Regions from separate parts of the Mus musculus genome. Here region 1 is linked to region 2. The links are chromatin contacts, found by POLR2A ChIA-PET in ENCODE. All regions are on one chromosome and are shown on one strand. The core of a region is the stretch at or near the end of the contact, and the rest is flanking DNA. Distances in the headings are between cores, read along the strand shown.

Region 1 (7,186 bases), core at 4,196-6,695, 38 kb before region 2:
CTTTGGGAGGAAACCAAACCTGCTGCTAGCTGGCCTTTCAAAAATAGACAGCATGTAATGTTCTAGTTAGTAGAACAAGATATATCCCTTAACAGCCATGATCACCCATAATTATTGCTCAAGAAACACTTTAAATTCAACAGACTGGGGGCTGGAGAGATGGCTCAGTGGTTAAGAGCACTGGCTACCCTTCTAGAGGTCCTGAGTTCAATTCCCAGCAACCACACAGTGGCTCACAACCATCTGATACCCTCTTCTGGTGTGTCTGAAAACAACTTCGATATACTCACATACATAAAATAAATAAGTCTTTTTAAAAAGTAAGTAAATAAATTCAACAGACTGCTCTCTCCGCCATTTCTTTCTTTTATTTACAGTTTGTGTTCAATGCAAATCAATTCCATAACATGAGAAGTTACTATGAATCAAAGCATAAATACACAAACACAATTTACAATCAAATAGATGTACAGCATTCAGGTGTGAGGCAAGGGGAGTGTTCATTCACACACACAGTAGCTTCGGGTCTGTGAGCTCTCCTTCTTCCCAGGAAGGTTTCTAAAGATGGAGAAAATGACTCTGGTTATCAAGACTACTGTACGGGTAAGCATCAGTGTGTGACCATGCGAACAAAAGATTTTTTTCAGGAAATGTCTAGGTTTTAGAAGGTATGTGTATATCAAGGAAATTGGAAAAACTTACGGTAGAACCAAGCCCCCTTTCAGGCACAGGACCAATAACTATCTAAAAATATGAATGGATAACCAAAGTATTCCAAACGTGGCTATTCTGATCCACCGTTTGTTTTTCTCTTAAAAAAAAAAAAAGTATGTACAGAAATTGTATAAAAGACTTTGTGAATTCAATGAGAGTTAGCTTCCAGTCTTCACATCCCAAATGCTGGGTTTACAGTTTTGGCTCCTTTGCATATTTGCCTGTAGAATTAAGACTCATAATTTTTGCCTTGCTAACAGAACACACTTTAAATTATGAAAAGCCCTCAACATATACCAAAGTAAAAGACAGCATTTTGAAATTAGCCAAGGCCAACATGATTCTGCTCTCTGGAACCAGTGTACTCTAGTGAATTTGGTGCTTGTGGTGAGTGAGAAACGACAATGGGAAATGTCTACTGTTTGACTTTTGAAATCAGATTTATTCAGTGGTGGCTGGACTTGGGGATGGGTTCCAATCCACCATTGCCTGGCACATGTTAATTACTAGTAAAGGTCAAATACAATGTCAGACCTAAAGCCACAGGAGGAGGATGCAAAACGTTCAATTCCAAAGAGAACAGTCAGAGTTCAACAACATGGAACTTTACCTAGAGCTTACGGTATTAAATTAGTAGTAACGAAACAACACATTGGGAATTTAAAGCAACGCCTGGTAGTTCCTTCCAACATATACATAAAGAGCATCAAAGAAGCTTTCGAATATCACCTAACTGCACTATGGCCTTATCGGTCAGATGAATCAATGACAAAATGGGTCTCCATTCCGCACCCCGTCCTTATCTCTACATCAAACCTGTGCCCAATTTCAAGTGAGAGTTTTAAGTGTCCACATTTCCTAAGCCACATTCAAGGAAATCACATCAATTCTGAATGCTGTCTTCATCTTGGGATGTAAAACTCCAGCAGATTCAATAGCGGCATCTCTCTTCTCTCAAACCTTTCACGCGTCCTTTAATCCCGTCGAATTTCGAATTCTCCGTGTTTTCTGTTGAGATATGGTAACAGCCAATTCGAGGTGGACCTGTTTCTTCCTGATCACATTGGACTTGTGGTTGCCATTTGGGGTAGGTGTAGAAGATGGGGAAGTAGAGACGTTTCCTGGCCTGAGTCTCTAACAGTAGAGATGTAGAAGAGAGAGAGAGAGAGCCAGGAGACCAGCTGTGGACTGCAGGGAGCTGCCACCCCCTCTGGTGGTAGCGTTACTTGGATTTGGGGAAGCAGAAATATTCTGGTTACCGGGAAACGGTGCAACAGATGTTTGGTTGCAGTAAATCTAAAATAAATAAGGAAAAAGAAATCACAGATAAATTTCAGAACCATCCACAGCTATCTCCATTTGCACTCTGTAATAACACTCAAGCAGATAATAGTCTCTGTAGCTGCAGGTAGAAGCCAAACACAGGGTCTTAGGGACACTAAGTATTCACGCTCCACCACTGAATTACACTCTCCAGTCCCTGATCCGCCCTAAGACTCTTTTTTCCCCACATTGTTCTCTTAGCCGCATTTCAAATTCTGAATTCCTGAAATCATTCTCGCTTGAAATCTCACCAAAATAATTCTCTTTAGTTTTAAAAACCACCGCCATGGATACCTAAAGAATGCAAATAGTAACAACAAAAGTTCTTAAAGCCCAATGTGGTGATTCACCATCTCAGCACTTGGAAAGCAGAGGCGAAGAGTCAAGAGTTCCAGTCCCGCCTTGGCTACATGAGACCGTCGGTCTCAAAAACAGAGTTCTCCAGACTGCCAAGAGCATAAATGTGTCTAGTTCTGCACAGTGTAATAAAGTAGCTGGTTAATCCGGTTTCAGATACTATATGGATTGGCTAACATTGCAGGCTAGGTTTCCTATTTCCCTAGACAAGGGGATATTTTAAAGTTGCTTAAAATTTTTGAAACTGTAATCGAGCCAGGTCAGTGGTTCTGATCTGTAACCCTAGCACCAGAGAATGAAACCCGAGAGATCTAGGCCTTAAGGCCAGCCTGGGTTTTATGCCTAGACTCTGTCTCAAGAAAATAAAACCTGGGCTGGAGAGATGGCTCAGAGGTTAAGAGCATTGGCTGCTCTTCCAGAGGTTCTGAGTTCAAATCCCAGAAACCATATGGTGGTGGCTTACAACCATCTATTATGAGATTTGATTCCTGGAAAGAGAGAGAGAGAGAGAGAGAGAGAGAGAGAGAGAGAGAGAGAGAGAGAGAGAAGAAAATTTGGGTGTGGCCAAGAATTGTGGCATACACCTTTAATCTTGGCACTCAGGAGGAAGCAGAGGCAGGCAGGTCTCTCTAAATTCTAGTCAACAACAACAACAAAAACCCAGCCCAGTCAGCAGTTCATAGTGGGGCTTATCTCAAAACCAATCAAAACAGGGGGAGGGAGGCGTAGGGGCCGTGTGTCTGCATGGTGACTTGCGTGGTGACTGAGATCTAAGAGTTTGCTGGACCACACAGCCTGGCCTGATATGCTGAGTCTCTGGCTTCACACAGCCTGCTTTAAGGAAGTATCTTAACATTTAAAACTGAAAAGGACATTGGGTATCCTATCTGCTCATTTGAAATCTTGAAATTATAACCCTTCCCAAAACCTGAAAAAAAAAATGTCTCAAATTGAAAACTGGGAGCTGGCCACCCTAGGGATGTCGCTCAGGGGCCAGGCTTCACTGCCAGCGCCAGAGGTTAGCAGCAACAGTGATTAATTTAATCTGCATTTCAAATAAATATCGGAGACTCCTTGCTCTGCGGCAGAAGGATTTCAGTTAAAACATCCTCCCTTTCACATAAGGCGGGGTTTGGAGTTAAATTTCACCAGCTCATTGCCTGGTGACTGACTAGACGCTGTGACCGAAACCAAGGCTTTCCCTGTGTCCCAGCAACCTAGTGGCACATTCACCGCTGCTTTTGCAAGCCGTGAAATGCACAGTCCGGCGAGGCACGTGATACTCTCCTTTGTCATGGAACAAAGGCTGATCCGAGTTTTTAGCCCTCACTGAAAGGAGGGTTTGCCAGGGCTTGCTAGAGCTTCCGATTACAAGCAAGAGAGAGGGCGACGTGGCACCCAGCAAAGAATCTAGCCACACGTACTTTCGGCGGCCCCTTGATAAGCCCTCCCACATCAGCACCTTTTGTTCTACAGGCGTAAGGTCATTAACCAAATATTGACTGAAGAAATGTGCAAATTGTGTCCAAAGTAGATTAGCCACACCTGATCCAGTCAATTATACTTACTGGGTGCCTACTGTGTGTAAGAGAGCTTGTCCTATCGGGAAGTGGCATTCACACAAAAAGGAAAACATTAATATGCTAAGTTGTTTAAAACAGGGAGCCTGTCTTAGGGGTACCGGAAAGTAACCGCTCTTCATTTATACAAAGAGCTTTTAGTACAGCAGGTGACAAAAAAACTAAATAATAATAATAATGATGATGAAAAAGGAGCCCAATGTTCAGTCTGAGTCTAGAGGTCCTCTCTAACACCATCAACAAAATTTTACGTTAATTATTAAATTGGCATTAAACAGTTTTTCTCCACCAATCTCCCTTGATTTGTTTAACCAACACCTCCCTCTCAACATTTCGGGGGGGGGGGGCGCCCTGGGGAGAAGGGAATCTGAGTGAGACCAACCAGTTTCACGATGCCCAGCCCCTCCTAGATGGGGGATCGGGTGAACTGAGAAAGGCCCCGGGGCACAGTCAACCCGCAGCGAGAAGACAATGGGGTATAGTTACCCTGCCTGAGAAGGGGAAGACGAAGCGCGCCTCAAGCTCTTGGGCTGCTCTCCCAGGTGAGCCCGGACCCTGGATCTCTAGGGACCAAAAATCCGGCGCTCCCAACTTTTCAGGGGCAAAAAGCCCTAGGGACATCCCTAAGCGAACCAACCGCAGTGAAAAGCTACAGTCGGATTCTCTGAGTCCCGTCCCAGTCTCTCAGGCTCAGCTCCAGGTCTCATTCTGGGCGCGGCGCCTTCACCCTAACGCAGCTAGAGCAGCGCCACCCATGGCGTTGGGGGGCAAGATCTGTACCCGGGACAAATCTAAGAGAGGAAGCGTCTGTGGACTAGGACAAAGCCTGACGGAGAATCGGGACACTACAGTCCTGCCCTCCGTCTCTATAATGCCCGGGGATTCTAGGTTGGGATGGGGCTCCTAAGGTGGCCAGGGATGGAGGTGTGGGGTCGCACCGCGAGAGTTTGTGCAGTCGGGAGGTCCCTAACTAAGCTTCAAGACCTGTGGGAGATAAAGCCACAACCAGGGCTTCCTGGGTGATCTCCAAACCAGTTTGGACGGTGGAGGATGGGCGTGTGCCACGCTCCCCCGAAGGGGACCGTTCCCTCTCTTTGTGTGGTTCGCAGGGAGCGCGAAGACCTTCCGTGAGAAGGGAAGGGGGCGCTCTCTCGAGGGAATCCACACCACGAGTTCCCCAAGTCAGTTACACAAAATTCTCCCCCTACCCCAGTGCCTGGCCGGAGGCAAAGACTTTGCCCCTCCTACGCGCGCGCGAACACACACACACAAGCCCCAGGACGCGTCTCCAGTGCCCAATCGAGAACAGGGTCTCACCTGCGTGGGTAGGAGCAGTGCCAGAAGCAGCAACCCCAGCCCTAGCCTGGCCACCATCGCTCTGCCCATGTCCGCTCCGTCGGCGCGCGGCGCGACTCTCTAGATGTTCGGTAAGTGGAGATCTGCTAAGCTCGCGCGGGCGCAGGCAAGGTGGGGAGCGCGGCCGGCCGGCGGGACCTTATATACCGGGACAGCCACAATAGCCGTGACGTGCGGCGCCCGCCCACCCGTGCTCTCCTCCTCCCCCGCCGCCTCCCCGCCCCCACCCCCACCCTCCTGTGCGGCTCTCACGGCCCCTCCCCCGCCGCCTGCACCGGCCCGGGGTGACTTGGGATGTCCCGGGGCGGCCAGCGCGGCAGGTGGGCGGGCGCCCCGGGCTCTGGCACAGCTAGGGTTTCCCCGGGCAGGCTGCATGCACAGGCGCAGGCGACTCCCACACGGGACCTGGGGCGAGCACACGAACCACACACGCCGGCCGGCCCAAGTTTCCTTTGTTTCCCCGGCCCTGCCATCTTACCCCCCAACACGAAAAGTCGAAGCCGCGGGCGCCGCGCAGACTGCGCGGAGCTCAGGGCTGGTTTTTGTCAAGTGCCGGCTGCAAGGGGGAACGGGACAGGCTTGGCAGGTCCCCGGGCCGTGGTGCGCGGGGTTGGCGAGGAGGAGACCGGGCGTCGCCACGCACTGTCCCTTGGCGGCTGCACGGCAGGGATCGCCAGGATCCCGGGCCCCAGCCGTGAGTATGCTCGGCTGGGCGGCCGCCCCTGGCTGCTTGCTTTGTGTTTTGAGTTCCTCTAGTGCTGCATCAAGCATCGCGCACCCGGCCATACCCGGGAGCATCCAACCGGACCTAGGCAACAGCCAGCTGCGCTCGGCCACGGGGCGGGACATTGCGAGGGACTGGGTTTCGGTCCCAGTATTCTCCACGTTTCTGGGGACGTGCTTGTTCTGCCTCTGTGGCACAGTACTTGCTCAGCGTTCGAACGCTTTCTTATTCAAGCCATTTCCACCCATAGTTGCCTTTAAGTAATTTGACAAACCGATTCAGAAAGATTAGTCATCCGTCTGTACATTTTAGTGGAATCTTTCTTTCGACCTTCTTTTGTGAAAACTTCAAAGCAAACTTTAAAACAACTTAGTGGTAGAATATTTTCTAATCTTTAATCACAGGGTTTAGGACCTTCCTATTTAAAGTTTAGCCCACGTGTTTTACAGACCTTAAAGCAAAACAAAGCAAACCTAGCAACGGTGGAAATTTGTTTAAATTTCAATTTTTGCAGAACAGCCTCGTAAAAACAAAGTTTTATGGCAGCAAGCTGACAATGGACTCCACAGTCGTTGGTTTGTGGCTGCCTGAGCCTTACCAAGTCAGCCACAACCGCTCAGTAACTTTCCACGTGTGAGGTGTGCTTGGGCGCACAGGAATTTTTGTATAGCGCCAGTGAACTTTCTGTTTAACAGTTAGCACACTGTATAGAAAGGTCGTTCTGTGCCCAGCAACGGCGGCGCTCCTCTCCCAGGGTGGCGCAAGGACTGACTCAATAGCGCCTAACCCCAAGGGCGCCGTCTTCAGAGTTTCTTCAGGACAACAGGCTATGGGGCTACTCCTGGAGTTATTCCTGGCTTCCATTTGGTTTGGGGGTTTTGTTTTGTTTTGTGCCCTAGGCTTGTTTTTTCTGCCCCTCAGTTCTCCATTCTTGCCCCTCCTTCCTCCAACTTGATCTCTCTCCCCTCCCTCTCGGTATTAGTTTAAGGAAATGTGTTGGTGCCGTAGTTAACAACACAGCCTCTGGAGCCAGGTATCGGCCCAAATGCTATGAGACATTCTTTTTTTTTTTTTTTTTTTTTTTTTTTCTTTTTTACTTTGGACAAAAAGCTGGGGCTGCTTCTTCTGTAAA
Region 2 (6,895 bases), core at 2,303-4,802:
TAGAGCTAGAGTTACATTTGGGAGTTGCCTTATATGTGTAGCATTTAATTTCAGTCCTCTGCAAGCATGGCATATGGTCTGAAATGCTGAGCCATATGTGGAGTCTCTATTTATTTATTTTTAGAAGCAAGTCTCATTCCAGGCTGCCTAGAACTCTCTTTTTACTTGAGGATAGATAGCCTTGAACTGACTCTCCTGCTTCTCCTTCCCAAAATCTAGGATTACAGCTCTGAGGTCGACAGCACAACACCCTAGGGCAGCAGCTGAAGTCCTGAGTGGATGTGCATTGTTGGCATGAGCGTGGGCGACCAAGGACCTCACACCTCAGACCCATGGGGATGGCAACGCCTTCTCTCCATCCAAGTACAGATGCTGACAAATGGCAGACCTTTAGCTAAAGCCGGTGTGGGCAGAAACAATCAGCTGCAGCTTTTACAACCTGGATGCTGACATTTATTCTGTACCTGCCAACCGCAGCTTCCTCCTCATAGATGACTGCTCCCCTGCAGGCCACCCAACCTGCCTCCTCCTCTTTCCATGTTTCCAGTCTCCTCCAACAGAGCACACACTCCCAGCCTTTAGGCTTGCAGCTCTCGGCAATATCTAGCTCATGTAGGACTGGGGTTCAAATCAGAGTCTTGTACATGCTAGGCACTCTACCAACTGAACCACACTGTCTGATCCTGTTTTGCTTTTAGAGACAGGGTTTTTGTAGTCCAGGCTGGCTCACTCTGTAGCCTAAGCTAGCCCCAAACTCCCAGAGGCTCAACTGCCTCACCTCCCAAGTGATCTAGAATTATAGGCATGAGTGAGTCACCATGTCCAGCTTTATTTTTAATTTATTTGCTATTTATTTATTTTTACAGTAACTCCAGAGCACACATACGCTGTGCAAGTACTCTACCACTGAGCTACACCTCCAGGCCTTTTTTTTTTTTTTTTGGATTTTTTGAGACAGGATTTCTCTGTATAGTCCTGGCTGTCCTGGAACTCACTCTGTAGACCAGGCTGGCCTCAAACTCAGAAATCCGCCTGCCTCTGCCTCCCGCTTTTTCTTTTTAATGTATATTTTAAATAAAAGCCAAGTGTGATTGCACTGGCCTACAGTAGAACTCAAGAGCTGGAGGCAGGAAAACAAGAAGTCCAAGCGTATCCTTAGCTACAGAGCAAGTTCAAGGTCAGTCAAGCTATATGAGATAATATTTGAATAGACATAAAATAAATATTTTTTAGATTTATTTATTTATATTATGTATCTGAGTACACTGTCACTCTCTTCAGACAAACCAGAGGAGGGCATTAATCCCATTACAGGTGGTTGTGAGCCACCAAGTGGTTGCTAGGAATTGAACTCAGGACCTCTGGAAGAGCAGTCAGTGCTCTTAACTGCTGAACCATCTCTCCTGCCCAAATAAATATTTTTTAAATTACACATATAAAGGCCTTTGTATTAACTATTTTTTCTTTTCTACAGAATTACTAATTATTATGAACAAGTGTTTTTTCTACAATACCTGAAGAATTAATAAAGAAAATAAATGTGTATTCAAATATTAATTTTGCTTGTGTGTGTGTGTGTGCCTGATGCTCTCACATGTCAAAAGAGGGATTGGTCTCTGGAACTGGAGCTACAGATAGTATAAGCCACCATATGTGTGCTGGGAATCAAATCCACATCCTCTGGAAGAGCAACCAGTGCTCTTAACCACTGAGCCATCTCTCCTGGTCCTCTGTATGTCATCTTAAAAAGATTTCACCCTGTGAGATGGCTCAGTGGGTAAACGCACTTGCTACCAGACCTGGCAATGCAATTTTGATCCCTGGGCCCCACATAGTAGACAGACTCCGGCAAGCTGTCCTCTGACCTACACACCCACAGACACCCACAGAAATAACATTTTTTGTTTGGTTGGTTTGGTTGTTTGGTTTTTTTGTTTTGTTTTGTTTTGTTTTGTTTTTTGAGACAGTGTTTCTCTGTGAAAGGAGCCCTAGCTGTTCTAGACTTGCTTTTTAGACCTGGCTGGTCTCAAACCCACAGAGATCTGCCTGCCTCTGCCTCACAAATGCTAAAACTAAAGACATGGGCTACCATACCCTGCAATCTTTTTAATTTTTTTAAAAAATTTTTTCCCAAGGGGTGGTGAACTGGCTCAAAGGATAAAGGCTTTCGCTGCCAAGACTAAAAGACCTGAGTTCCCTAGGTCAAACATGATGGCAGGTGTTGACCTACAAGTAAATGCAACTGTGTATCCCTCCTGATCTCACAATGTCAACCGTGTAGATGTATCATTTCAGCATTTGAAACAATTTGTAGTTGTGCATTCCTCTTATACAAACACAATCAAGAAACTATTGTGCCAACTTAGGAGAAAGGAGCATCAATGAAAAGGCGGGGAACAGAGCTCACAGACTTGGAAGGGAAACGTCTGAAAAAGAAGAAAATCAGGAAGGCTACTTCTCGTTTAATACAGCATATATCCCAACAAACGTTAACGCAAACATATCTAAACCTGGGCTCCAGAGGGAAGGGCACTGGCTGCTCTTCCAGATGAGCCAGATTCCATTCCCAGCATCTGCATGGTGGTTAGCAACCATCTGTAACTCCAGTCCCAGGAGATGCAATGCCCTCTTCTGGCCTCCTTCAGCATAGAGGCACATGGTACATGCAGGCAAAGACACTCATACACGTAAAAGTATTTACGTTTTAAAAACAAACAAACAAAACAAAACAAAACAAAAAAACAACTTTTGTGAAACTGACTGTACTCTAGTGTCTGGGCTATATTCCATCTGACTCCCAAGGTTTGTTTTCACTGGTTCCACTAAACCGTGTTTTCCTAGACTCTAACCCCTGTCCAATCACTTCTGGCATGGCAAGAAAACTGAACGAAAACGGTGTGACTTAGTTTTTTTTGGGGGGTGGGGGGTCAGGGGTTGATATATTGAGACAGGGTTTCATGTAACCCAAGCTGGTCTCAAGCTTGTTATGTAGCCAAAGACAGGTCAAGTGACTTACTTGATCTTTCTGCCTCCACTCCCCCAATGATAGGATCACACCCAATGTGAGGTATTTTATTTATTCCCATTTATATTTATTTCTTTGTAGCTCAGCCTGGCCTCGAACTTCCTAGTCATGTACCCAAGGAAAACCTTGAACCCCCATTCTTCCTACCTCGGTCTCTCCAGTGTTGGGATTACAGCGATACACCTACACACGGACGGGTTAGAAGTAAACTCTTATATTCTGTGATGTTAAGACAGTTTTCTGGAGACAACATCTATAACTCACTAAGAAGTTCAGGGCTTTGGCTATTCGAGAGAAAGAACTTTTGCTTCCAAACCAAATTCTTCTGGAACTGGCTGCCAAGCTCAGCGGGCCTGGGATGGGCCTCCCACGTCCCCTCTCCCCCCCCCCCCCCCCCCCACCTCACTTCCCCACACCCCGACCTCAACAGCGTGGTCCTCCAAGGCGCCGCGTCCAGCAGGGGACGCTGTGAGGCCACCACCGTGCTCAGATGCGCCTAGGGGTCCACTCTCTGCGTAGGCTGGGGCGGAAGAGGCGGGGCAGGTGCGGAGGTGGCTCCCGCCTGCGGTCGGCGCGGTCCGGGGAGGGACCAGCGGACTGCGCAGGTGAGTGCGCCCCTACTGGCCCGCCGGCTCAGCCCCTCGCCGGGCGCTTCGCCCTCGGCTGGCTTCTGCCCTGCGGCGCTCCGGCCGTGTCTGCGAACCCTTCCCGTTCCGCAGAGTTGGGGTTGCCTAGGGACGCCTCTCGAACCCCGGGACCGTGGGAATTAAGCTGGCCCAGGCTGTGCGTCCCCGGACTTGGGTGCAGCAAGCTGCAGACACACTGACTCGGGGCTGGGCGGCGTGGGAGTGTCCAGTTTCCTTTGACCTTGGGGGACCTGGGGAAGGTTCGGGATGGGAGGGCTCCAGGGGAACTCGATCTTGTGTAGAAGTCCGCTTCCGACGTCCGCAGAAGGGAAGGGTTTCGTAGCTGTAGACCCAACCAACTGGAGGCCAGGCCCGGGTCTTACAGAGCGGTGACACGCTAAGGAACGTGGATCCACTCCCAGCGTAGTGCAGGTCAAGGACAGCTTTGCCTGTGTATCCTAAACACTGCTCTTCTGCCAGTCTTAGCCTTCGTTATAGAGTCTATAGCTTTATAGAAATCTCACCCGAAACGAACCTTACGGGCTTTCTTTCCTAGTCATCTCTAATGCAAACTGCCGTCAAGGAGATTTTTTCATATGGACTCCTGCCGGGTTACTTTCCTACTAAAACTCTCTGTATCTCTCGTGCCGTCTGGGTGACCTCCAGACTTAGGTCTATAAGACTTTTTTAAGGCGGCCTCGTTGTGACTGGCTTCTTACTTTTATAGTGAACGATGTCCTTGAACACGTGAGCTCCTGCCTCTTTCCCAGATGCTTGAATTATAGGCTTGCAACAGCGTTCCTAGCTTCTGCAAGTTTTTAATTACCAGGCACTATTTCTGTGCACGTGAGATAAATAAAACAGGGATGAAGAAGAAGTCTAGTCTTGTGGAGTGTATGCACATGCAGACAGCATCTGGTAAATTACACAGCAGCCTGTGATTAGCTCTGGGGGTGGGGTAAGTGTGGTAAAGGGGACCGATTGGCAAGGTGGAGTTGCGTTGGAATAGTTGGAATGGAATGGGTAGGCCCCGCTGAGGGGATGTGTTTGAGTCTAGACTTGAAGGTGAGTTTCCTTGCAGATACCTAAGTGAGAGTGTTCTAGGCCTGTCTGGAACAAAGGTCCCTAGTTTGTCCAGAATGTGTCCCCCTAGTTTCATGTGTTAGGAATTTGGTGCAGTACCTTTAGGAAGAGCAGGGCCATGAAGGTTCTTTCTGAAGAATGGACAGTCGGTATTAGTGGGTATTAAGGGAGTACGTGGCTTTGTTATGAAAACAAGCTCTCTCTGGCATGCTTACACCATCCTTATCTTCCACCTTGTGATGCAGCAAGAAGTCCTTTCACCAAATGGCAGCTTCTAAAGGGCAGAAGGGAAGGGGAGTTTGTTTAAGGGGAGAAGAGGGTTAGAGGCAGTTGACTTGAATTTCCCAGACTCTAGAGGCATGAGTAAAAAAAAATCTCTATCCTTTATAATCACCCCAGCTCTAAATCAGTTGTAGCCATGGAAAACACTCTTTAAGGATAGCTGCTTGTGTGTAAGGACCATGAAGACTAGTGTCAGTGCGGCAGGGGCTGAAGCTGACCAAGTAAGACAGACACGGTTGTCACTGTTCAGGTTTTGTTTAGTTTGGGTTTTGTGTGTGAGGGTGTGGTGTAGCTGTCTCATTTAGGGCTGAGCACGTAAGTCCCCGTACTTTAATCAGTTTATACTTTAACTGATGCCCACTGCAAAGAGAAGCTTTTTAAAGCTAACTTCTGGGTGTATATGTAGAAGGCACTTTGACACCATATTTGTGTAGCAAACCAACAACAGGTTCCCCAGGATCTTCCCAGCCATGGACTTTTGGACCGGGTTTACAGTAGCACCTTTCTTAATTCTGTGAAACAGGCTCTCATTGAGTTAACCAGGCTGGCCTCGGCCACACTCTGGCCTAAGCAGCCATTGATCCGTCACATCACCCTGCCCCACCAGGCCCAGGAGTGTTTTTTTCTTTTGAATGCTTTGGGGGAGCTGCTTTTATAGTCTTGCCTGGTAGTTCATGCTGGCCTGAACTTTTACCATGCCAAACCTGAAGTCGTATTCACTCCCTGAAACCCATGCCAGAAAGCCAGATGTGTTGCCAAGATGAGAGAGAGACGACTTATATACACCATGTATACAAACAACAGTAATTAACATGAATAATCCAGGAAGCCGGGCGTGGTGGTGCACACCTTTAATCCCAGTACTCGGGAGGCAGGCGGATTTCTGAGTTCGAGGCCAGCCTGGTCTTCAGAGTGAGTTCCAGGACAGCCATGGTTATACAGAGAAACCCTGTCTCGAAAAAAGAAGAAGAAAACTGTCCAGGAGTGGACACCTGTAGTCTCCAGTCACCAGCACTTTGGAGGCAGAAGAGTTTCAAGGCAGCCTAGAGAATTTGAGCTACCTGAGACCCTGTCTCAAAGCAAGGCAGTGGAAAGTCATGAGAAGCGGGACATGGTGTGACGTGCTTGTAATCCCAAAGTGTGGGAGCCCCGGGGAGGCTGTGAACTGAAGGACAACAGGGCTATATAACAAGACCTTGCCTTGAAAAGAAAGAAAGGAAAGCCACTAGCTTCTGTTTTGAGTCACCAGGCAGATGCTGTTACATTAACTAAAATGAAGAAGGTTCCAGGTTCAGCAGGTCTGATATCACGTGTTTGGTTCTGGGTTTGGTCATGTCAGACACTTAGTTAGACATTGTGTCTGTGGGCCTCAGCATATAGCCATACCCGCAGCTATGATTTATTACATTGTGGGTTTATGATGCAAAGTAAGGAAAAGGGAGAGACATGGGCAAAAAGAAGGAAGCCAGGCCTGGTGTTATCTACAAGTCTGCCTTGGGATCATGCAGGAAGCGTGGAATTCCTCCACAGCAACTTAGGGCAGGCTTCTAGGAGAAAAGCTAAGTGCTCAGTGTGAAGCAGATCACAGTCTCAGTAGAGTGAGTCACTTAAGTTTGGAGAATGTGGGGAACTCTGCTGAAGTCCAGTTTCACAGTCACTAGTCAGCACAGGGTTGGCAGCAGGCCTTACTACAAACAGCAGTCACGGGTCCTCTGTACTGACTCTGCTCAGGTGGACAAGGATCGTAATCCATACCTGTAAACCCAGTACAAGAGGCCAAGGCGGGAGGAGCAAAAGTTCGGAAGTAGCCTTTGCTAGCATGGTGAGTTTAAAGCAGCCTAGAATACATGAAACCTTACCTCAAAAGGGAGGCGTGGGG

What was found. ChIA-PET counts read pairs that join two places held with the same protein, here RNA polymerase II (POLR2A).
Region 1: POLR2A ChIA-PET joins it to region 2 with 32 read pairs in Patski. The contact joins the promoter of Cd24a here to the promoter of Mtres1 in region 2. POLR2A ChIA-PET finds 5 or more read pairs at or near these places in 2 of 5 experiments (Patski and embryonic stem cell).

Annotation. Positions count from the first base shown.
Region 1 is chr10:43,577,428-43,584,613 of GRCm38, reverse strand. It overlaps Cd24a (CD24a antigen), which reads right to left and starts at 5,445. Exons shown (of 2, transcript NM_009846.2): 1 at 5,292-5,445; 2 at 349-2,010. The coding sequence starts at 5,360. The coding sequence ends at 1,849.
Region 2 is chr10:43,537,675-43,544,569 of GRCm38, reverse strand. Mtres1 (mitochondrial transcription rescue factor 1) reads left to right here and starts at 3,552. Exons shown (of 4, transcript NM_026411.2): 1 at 3,552-3,630.